2 separate regions of the Homo sapiens genome follow, and region 1 is linked to region 2. A link is an interaction called in ENCODE POLR2A ChIA-PET data of the cell type or tissue named here. Cell type or tissue: MCF 10A. All regions are shown on one strand.

Region 1 (5,000 bases), 100 kb after region 2:
ACTTGAAACAGAAACCGAGTATGTGCCTGTTCCAGTAATGGATATGTCAGGGTGGAATAATCACCCTAACAGAGGCAGCCACCCAAAGTTTTTGTGTTTTGACTAGAGAAAATGACTCTTAGCGATGCATAAGACACCCCTCAACATGTTCTTTGAATGGTTGCTGATGTTATTTAGCAATAATTCAAATTAAGTGATGTTTCTTGCTGTAAAGAAAAACTGAGCTGTAAGCAGGATAGTGATATGATTATAGAACTCAGTCAGAAAGATCTAAGTTAGGAGTTTGCTACTTGGAATCTATCTGTATTTCCTTAAGACTTCAGTTTTCTCATCTGCTGGGTGAGGATATAAGTACTTGAAAAGGTATACGGTATTTAGCCAGTGCTAACTTAGCCATTGTTTTTGTTGTTGTGTGTAATGATGCAGACGTCATGATGACTGCTGAAGGAGCAGAGGAGGACCTTTACAATCAACACCCTTTAGGAAATGGTGGTGGGCCAAGGACAGAGTCAAAGGTTTTTAAGCAGTGGGGTGTGGCATGGACATTGATCTTGCAGCTATTTTCTTTTCTTTTTAAATTTTACTTTGCTTTAAGTTCCAGGATACATGTGCAGAATGTGCAGGTTTGTTACGTAGATAAACATGTGCCATGGGTGGTTTGCTGCACCCATCAACTCGTCACCTAGGTATTAAGACCCACATGCATTAGCTATTTGCCCTGATGCTCTCTCTCCTCTAGCCCCCACCGACAGGCCCCAGTGTGTGTTGTTCCCCTCCCTGCGTCCATGTGTTCTCATTGTTCAGCTCCCACTTATGAGCGAGAACATGCGGTGTTTGGTTTTCTGTTCCTGTGTTCGTTTGCTGAGGATGATGGTTTCCAGCTTCATCCATGTCTCTGCAAAAGACATGATTTCATTCCTTTTTATGGCTGCATAGTATTCCATGGTGTATATGTGCCACATTTTCTTTATCCAGTCTATCATTGATGGGCATTTGGGTTGGTTCCATGTCTTCGCTATTGTGAATAGTGGTGCAATAAACATATGTGTGCATGTATCTTTATAGTAGAATGATTTATATTCCTTTGGTATATACCCAGTAATGGGATGGCTGGGTCAAATGGGATTTCTGGTTCTAGATCCTTGAGGAATTGGCACACTATCTTCCACAATGGTTGAACTAGTTTACATTCCCACCAACAGTGTAAAAGTGCTCTTATTTCTTCACAGCCTTGCCAGCATCTGTTGTTTCTTGACTTTTTAATAATCGCCATTCTGATTGGCATGAGATAGTATCTCATTGTGGTTTTGATTTGCATTTCTCTAATCATCAGTGATGTTGAGCTTTTTTTCACGTTTGTTGGCTGCATGAAACAAAAATTAACTCAAGATGGATTAAAGACTTAAATGTAAAACCCAAAACCATAAAAACCCCAGAAGAAAATCTAGGCAATGCCATTCAGGACATAGGCGTGGACAAAGATTTTATGATGAAATCACCAAAAGCAATTGCAACAAAAGCTGAAATTGACAAATGGGATCTCATTAAACTAAAGAGCCTGTGGACAGCAAAAGAAACTATCATCAGAGCAAACAGGCAACCCGCAGAATGGGAAAAAATTTTTGCAGTTACCCATCTGACAAAGGTGTAAATATCCAGAATTTACAAGGGACTTGAATAAATTTATAAGAAAAGAAAACCCCATCAAAAAGTGGGCAAAGGATATGAACAGACACCAGCAGCCATTTTCTAAGGGCTTTGGTAACAGTCACTGTGCTGGTTGCTGAATCAGATTTGTGTTTTAAAAAGATGAGTCAGAGTGTGTGTATTTAGACAGGGAAACCAATTAGGATGCTCTTGCATGGGTGAGAGATAGTGAAGGTCTGGACAAAGAGTAGATGTATGTGATGGACAATTTGGAGCAAGAATGAACAAGAGACAAAGCGGTGAAGATTTTGAGATTTGGGGGGAGGGGAAGGAATGAATTAGGAAGAATTAAAGGTTTCTAGTGTTGGCAGTTGAGTAACTTGTGGCTTTATTAATGGATGTAGGACAGATAAAAGGAACAAGTTGGTAGGGGATCAAACAGAAGACAGGGTCTTCCCTAGAAAGTCTTTAACTGAAACCTAAACTGTTCTGTGTGTGTGTGTTTTAAATAACGATGGACCTTTATTACCCATCATTATTCTGGCAGTTCAACTTGGCGATAATATTTCTATAAAATAACTGTGGTGCACTGATGCAATACATTTGGAATAATGAATTTAATGTTGAGTTGAGCTGGCATGGAACAGTTATAGATAGTCTGGGGGATGTGTATGTGTAGCATTTTTTTTTTGCAGGGATAGTTGTTGAAGGTTATAAACTATAATCAATAAATCTTTTTTTTTTAATTTTCCCAATAATTTTGCAGACAATCTGCAAAACCGTTATTTTAGGCCACAGGTAGAAAATGAGCAACATAAATTTAGATGATGCTTCTCTGAATTGTTACATATTTTTCATTTAAGTTACCCCAAGGCTGTGTTTGTATTGGAAATAAAGAAGTGGTTTTCTGCTGTAAAAATACTGTTTTGCTACTAGGCAAACAGGGTTTTTGTTTTGTTTTTTATTCTGAAAAGGTAGATTTTATCTACTTTTAAAATTTTCTGGGTTGGTACTCATGACTTTCAAAAATTTTCATTCTAAAGGACAGTAGATTTAAAGGGTGGATGACCTTGGGAAGCAGCTTTGTCATAAATTGATAAGTGCAATTTAAGAGGGAGATGAGTAGGAATAAAAACTGCAACTTGCAAGAGGGGCTCTGGGCTGCATTGCAGTCACAAGATAACATTGCTAACTTCCAGTGAAATCCCTGGTGGGAAGCAGCTCAGGAGTTATGGATGCGGATTATGAGTTATGTAGTTTTTATGCAAATAAGATTCTGGGCTTCTCTTCAATTTAGATTTACGTTTCCAAACACTCCTAGTGGGGCTGGTTTGGTACTCCATTGTTATTTTATGATGACACAAATAAGAGGCTTTATCCAATGATAAGCGTGTGATTCATTGCTGTTCTGAAGAGCTGTGAGCCGAGTGCTTTGGTGCAGGCAGCCTGAGATATGTTGAAACCTGCAGTGATTCAGTGATGAAGATATCCCTTGCAAGGCTTGAAGGACTATTGGCTGAGGAAAGTCGGTTGCAGCTTATTTTCAGTTTTTGGTTGGTCAGTGAAACACTCCAAACCTGCTTACCTAGCTTTCTAAAAACAATGTAGATTTTCAGGCAGGTGCAGTGGTGTGCCTGTAATCCCAGCTACTCATGAGGCTGAGGAGGGAGGATTGCTTGAGCATAGGGGTTTGAGACCAGTCTGGGCAACATAGCAAGACCCTATCTCAAAAAAAAATGTAGTTTTTAAACTAAAGAATTCAATAATGGCCTGTACAGATTTGGACCTCCGTCCTATCCCTAGAGGGACATTTTATAGACTTCATTATATATAATATATGTTGTTTAAAGTGTATTATATGTATGTATGTTTTTCCTATTTTCTTCTTGTTAGCTTTAAGGATGAAGTAGGATTTTTAAAACAGTTGTTAAAGTTCCTCAAAACAGTTGTTTAAGTTCCTCTGTAGCAGGCCACCATTCTTGTCAGCAATAAAGGTGAAGAATGCCCCATTACAGAAAAGAAAATAAACACTTTCTCATTGTTCATACTTTCTACTCTTGTACTAAGCTTCAGATGCCACTGGGCGCCAGTTGCTTTCCAAGCCTCAAGGATCCTTAGGGATGTTGGGGCTTTCTTTGGTGACTGTTGTCTCCTTGTTTGCTCAAATTAAGCTCCCCAGCAAAAGAGGGAAGTGAAATAAATTAATACATGAAACCAAGAACTGTTACTGAATAATGGTATATATATATTTTTTTCTTTTCTTTTTTTTTTTTTTTTGACAGAGTCTCGCTCTGTTGTCCAGGCTGGAGTGCAGTGGTGCGGTCTCAGCGCACTGCAATCTCCACCTCCCGAGTTCACGCCACTCTCCTACCTCAGCCTCCCAAGTAGCTGGGACTACAGGCGCCCACCACCACGCTCGGCTAATTTTTTGTATTTTTTAGTAGAGATGGGGTTTCACAATGTTAGCCAGGATGGTCTTGATCTCCTGACCTTGTGATCCACCCACCTCCACCTCCCAAAGTGCTGGGATTACAGGCATGAGCCGAATAGTGGCGTATTTAAGAAAGAAAGGGGAAATTAGATTCCATTTTGGAATTTTATTGAGCGGAAAGGATAGATGATTTGATTGGAAACTAAAGGGAGATACTTCCAGTTTTGTATTGGAAGACAAGTTATTAAACTTTCACGAAATAATGTTGATGTTCATTTAAATGTTCTTACAGTTTGTTTCTAAATGATTTAGTAGTTTATGTAGGACCAGCTATTTAATGATCCTTTGATCATTAAATATGCAGTTATATATCTCATTGGGATGAATGGGAATGGCTAGGATTGTTACTGATTCTTGCCCCTAAAAAGAGAAGTTGAATTCAGAATCTCTTAGAAGGCATAAAAATTTACCATCACCATGGCATTGAGGAAGGCAACACAGGCATAAAGTGATCTCATTGTTCAACCTCGTCACCATTTAACCAGCTGTTTCCTTACATATGGTGGCACCCTTTCTGAGAGCCTGTAAGTATTTTTTATAGCCCTAATCATGTGCTGTCCCTCTTAATCCTGGGCATTTACCCTGCTGTTCCCTCTGCTGAACCTCACACATGTGTTCCCTCTCTAACTCTGGTTAGACATTTAGGCTTCTTTCTGTTGGAGAGACCTGCCCTGGTCCTTCAATCGTGGCTTGGGCTCTGTGTTCTCTGACCTCTTCCTCTGCTGTATTCCTGGCCATCATGTCAAGTGTTTCTCAAAATGTGTTCCGTGGGACCCCACCCAGGTGCTATTCTCCACAAAATCTATTCTCAGAAAGTTCTAGAATGGATAGTAAGATAGCTGCACTACATTGTGAAGGTACT
Region 2 (5,000 bases):
CTTAGGGCACTAATTTATTTGACATTCAATTGTATTTGTACTTTGGCTTCAGATAAGTGTTTTTATCACGGCTGAATTACCCAAGAAAGGACTCCAGCAGCACTGGGTGACTGTGCTTCTTTAGATAGCTTTCGGGAGAGAGGGAGAGGTGATGAAGCACACATTTTTCCTGAAACTCTGACATTGTGGGAATTAGATTAATTCAGAAAACATTTGTTGAACACCGTCTGTATGCATAGCATGTTAAGGAAGTATTCCAAATAAGTAGGGAAGTGGTTTGCAGCTGTAATTGCAAAGAATAGATATAGAGGATGGCATGGAGCAATCAGAAGGAAAAATGCATAAACAAACTCCAAAACATTAGGGTAGGAAGAGGCCTTTAGAAAACATTACCCTGTCCACCCCATGCCTCTCTGATATTGCAGATAAGGAAACAAAAGCTCAGAAAGCCAAATGACTTGGCCCAGTGTCACACTCCAAGTTAGTGGCATTTAGTAATGGAGAGTATATGAAAATCTGTGAAGAATTTCCAGAAAGGAGGTTTACCAGCACATCATTCTTTATAGAGTAGATTTAAACCCACTTTTCCATTTTATCCTTAACTTGACCTTCATAGAGTTCTGTCTCCAAATCTGTCCTCTTGTCCTTCCAGCCAGTGAAAAGGAGGTTTCTTTTGTCTTTTCTAATGTTACAGTCCCTCACATGGCCTGAATCTTGGTCCTGGAAGCCAAGATTGGAATCCATCCTTTCTAGCCTTTTTTTTTTTTTTTTTGCCTCCCTATCCACTTACTCCTTCTGGTTTATCTTGAAGCCTGTTAATTTCTCCCATCTTAAAATGTCTGTCTTTGACCCGGATACCTTATTTGGTTGCTCCCCTCCTGCAGAAGTGGTCTTCTCCCACTGCTTGTACCCCTCTCCATGTAATTATCTAGCTTCTCTTCCTTCTTCAATTTACTTTCCAGGATGTTGCCAGTAACTCCCTCCTTGCCACGTCTAAATGTCCCTCTCTGTCCCTATTCCCTTAGATTCCTTCTCAAGCTCTACTACCCTGACTTTCCTTTTTGAAGCTACTCTTTTGACTTTGGGGACATGGTACCTTCTGGGTAATTTTTTACATTTCTGATCATGCTTTTTCCAGGTGCTTTTCATTCCTTTTACTCCAAGTGTGTGGTTATCCCAAAAGATTCTGTCCTATTTCCTGTTCTGGCTCTTCTGCCTTCATGAGCTTATCTATGTCACAAAATCTGGGATCTCTTGAATAACAGAGTCTGAAAAGACTTAACAATGACTTCATCCAGCTCTGAGAGCCAGAGAGATGAAAGGAATGTTCCCAAAGCGACTCTTTTTTGTAGGAGAAACCCACCGTAGATTCGACAGCCCTGGGCCTTCACTTCAAGCCTCTGTTTAGACTTCCCTCTTGCCTCTCGGACCCCAGAAACACCAGCTTGACATCATTGCCTGTTCGGTTCCCTAAGCGACTTTCCTTCCTAGTGTCTCTGCTGATCAGTGGCACTGCCGTTTGTGGCTGTGGCTCCAGTGTGATCCTAACCTTCAGAAGACCTGAGTCTGAGGCCGGAATCCACCAGCACCTAGCTTTACGGACTTAGAACAACAGTGCCTGGCTCATGGGAGTGGCTCAATGCATTTGTCTAGTTCTCTTTCTTCTCTTCTGCATCTAATTTGTCATCATAGCCCATCGTGTTTCTCTTTGCAATCCAACTCAGATTTCGATGTGTTTCATACTCCGTTAGCTTCTTGTTCTGATCCCAGTACTCATTTCAACCTTCGTCATCCTTCCTCCTGCAACAAATCGGCAACCCACCTAGAATCCGCCTGCCATTTTAGTCCTCCTGAAACCCTCGTGTCCATCTCCCAGCCTCAGCTCACATCCTTGCATATCCTGTCTAATTTCTCTACTTGGCCTTTTATGATCTGCCCCTTGATACCTTGCTTATGCTTTTCATCCTACACAGAGTTTTCTTGGATCACTCTAACCAATTCCGATTTTACCTTTCTCCGACCATTTATCACTAATAATTAATAAAATGTATGGAACTGATTGGGAAACTCAAGCAATGGTCAGAGAATGCTCTGACCCTGATGCTCTGTGGGTGAGTTGGGACCGTGTTGGGCATCGGTTTCCCATGATGCTTGGTGCACTGTTAACTACAAGGACAGACTTGAGAGAAATCTTGTGGCAAGGAGAAGATCGGGACAAGAGAAAGGATCCTCCTGCCCACAAGTTTAATGTGAACATCACTTGAATGCGTCCAAATGCAGAAAGAAGGAACCTGCTATGAAGGAAGTAGGCAAAGATAGTGGGGGTGGAAGAATAGAGGTAAGATCTCTTCTGGAAGCAGAAGAGTAGGAGTGTTGGTGGGTGAAATTCTGAGATGAGGACACCGGAGGTGTGTAGGGTGAGAGAGGCCAGGTGATGATTGCTGCTTTGGGAGGCCGCAGTGGCTCCCAGGTCCAGTGGGAGGGGACACCCGGAGAAGGCAATTAGAGAGAGGGAAGTTACAGTCACTAGAGCAAATGAACAAAGGAGAGTAAGAGAATAAATTAAGGATTAATTGAGTCTGAGTGATTAGGGCTGCCCAAAAGAAATACTGGTTTAGAGTCAGAAGCTGTATTTCAAATGAGCAGCTGTCAGGGGGTGAGGTGACTTCCAGGGGCACTGTTAGAGTGTCCAGTGGATCAGTTTCATCCCCTTACTTTCCTCTTTATTAATCACGGGAAGAACATTGGGATGAGGACCCTGCCAACAAATGGTTGTGTGACCTTGGGGCTGGTGGGGTCAGATAGAGATTTGTTTGAGAGAGGTAAAATGGGGAGGTTGTTTTCTCAGAGGGACTTGCGGTAATTTCCATTGTCATGTTCGTAGTCTTAGGGTCAACCAGACTCAAACCATTCTGCAGGATGAGCATAACAAAATCTCACCCTGGGACTGGAAAGAAAAGCTTTGAATGATCCTGGGGTCCCTGGAAATCCTCATCCTGGTGGATTACAGGCCCTGAAAGCTGACAACAAGCTTTGAGCCAGGATTCTTGATGATGGGTGGTTTTCTTTCAGGGAAGAGGAGATGTTAACAATAAGAGAAGCTTGCAGACAGGCATTTAGAAGGAGCTAGGAGAAGAATTCTCTCATGTCAGTAGCCCTCTTAGGGACTACTTAGGTTCGGATCCATTTAGTAACTGAACTCCTAGTGAGCTTGTTTGCAAATCCTCTCTATTGTCCCAGCCGTGAAGTACTTCTCTGGCTTCCATAGTTACCTTCTCCCTGGCTGGTGAAGAAGTGGCCCATGTTTCTGGGGTTTCCCAGAATGTTACAGTCAGCCTCAAAGCCCATGTGGAAGGTATATTTCCTGGTTTCTATTGCAAAAGTTCTGTAGTGGTGTTGCTGCAATGAAATGGAAGTCCAAGGCATTCCCTGTTAGTGACGGAGTGTTCAGAGGACCTACACGTAATTGCTTTCATGTTCGTTACCCAAGTAGGGGACAGAGAGAGAGGAGCCACTGACACGTGAACCCAGGGAGACCTCCCCTGGATGGCTGGGTGCAGGTACTTACCACCCACCAACCGATGATGAGTATCTGCCAATTTACTGGAAGAAAACCTGAAATCTAGCTGTGGAGCCAAGATAGATGCAGAAGAAAGCGAGTGGAACAGGAGAAAGTGTATAGGAACTCAGAGGCTGGCAGGGCCTTCCTGAGTCTGGGAAGGGCTGAGGCGGGAACGAGGACACATTTGCTCCCTGGGACACGTGGTTCTTAGTGTGCAGGGGAAACCCGCATGTGGTCACTGAGGGAGAGGCACAGGCCCACACATCTCATCACCATGAAGGAAGGAACAATTCAATGTGGCCAATTTGTTTTTCTACTATGGCAAGCACTTTTTTTCCTTTAACATTTTTGGTATTTTAAGAGTTTTTGCACATTTATTCTGCTTCTAATGAAGTTTTAATTGTTTCTCTTTCCTCCTGAGTTTAGAATCTGATTCATAATGTACATGGGAACCCATGAATTTCACTCATATTTAATGCATAACCAAAGATATAAACTGAAATGATACATTTTGAGAAGATCAAGAAAAGAAAAAGAAAGCTTACAGGAAAAATGATATCCTTAGTCTTGAGTCAATTGGGATATTGTTAAAATGAAGCCGAACAGCACACTGAGGTGATAGCCACTAGAAGTTGTATTCTCTTCTTTTCCACAGCAGGTTTCTGGTTTTCAAAATAAAAGCAATTATGATTTAAATTCTTCTAGCTTTTGCTAGAGTTTATATTTATTTCATAATCAAAGAAACTTTACATGAGGAAAGTTCGGTCTCACACACACGCACACATGTGTGCACAAATGAATGAAAGATATTCCACCATATTTTTTTTCACCAATTTTGACTGTGGTGTAGAATTCAGTTAAATTAGTTCATGTGTAGCAGTGAATTGTCTGTTGATCTCTGTTATTTCTTCCAGTGCTTTGGGGTTTTTATTTTTATGGTTCCTTTCCCTTTGTCTTTCCCTTTCCCTCCCCTCCCTTCCCCCTTCCCTCCTTTTCCCTTCCCTCCCTTTCCCTTTCTCTCCCCCCCCTTCCTCCCCTTTCCCTCCCCTTCCCCTCCCCTTCCCGTTCCCTACCCTCTCCTCCCCTTCTCTCTCTCTCTCTCTCTCTTTCTCTTTATCTCTCTCCCTCCCCTCCCCTCCCCTCCCCTCTCGTCTTCTCTCCTCTTCTCTCCTCGGGGCTCATGAGTGAGTTACTTTTGAGAGATGCTATTTTGATAGTGGCAGGACCAGCAACAAACCTGTACCATCTCAGCATTCAGGAACAATGGTGTCCACATGTCTTTTTGAGGTTGTACAGGGCATTCTTAAGGCACATTTGAATAGTCCCACAGGCTGAGAGGAGTTCCTCTGATCTTAAATACAGCATCAGCCTGAGGAGTAACCATTTCTAGTCAGGAGATCAGAGCTTTTTTACGCCGTGGCCTACCTACTGCTGTTGG

What was found. ChIA-PET counts read pairs that join two places held together with the same protein. Peaks named below come from ENCODE experiments on the same cell type or tissue, not always from the same donor. Only the 100,000 strongest peaks of a DNase experiment are listed, where the experiment ranks them.
Region 1: POLR2A ChIA-PET joins it to region 2 with 7 read pairs; 3 of 35 experiments call an interaction of 5 or more read pairs at or near these places.

The regions. Positions count from the first base shown.
Region 1 is chr1:237,151,272-237,156,271 of GRCh38, forward strand. All of the region lies in intron 1 of RYR2 (ryanodine receptor 2), which reads left to right. Among named protein-coding and RNA genes, the nearest start is that of RYR2, 110 kb to the left of the region's middle. In MCF 10A, no CTCF peak of the experiment used is centred here; DNase peaks (open chromatin) are centred at 1,800 and 3,080.
Region 2 is chr1:237,046,635-237,051,634 of GRCh38, forward strand. The region is part of intron 1 of RYR2 (ryanodine receptor 2); the gene reads left to right. Among named protein-coding and RNA genes, the nearest start is that of RYR2, 7.0 kb to the left of the region's middle. In MCF 10A, no CTCF peak of the experiment used is centred here; no DNase peak of the experiment used is centred here.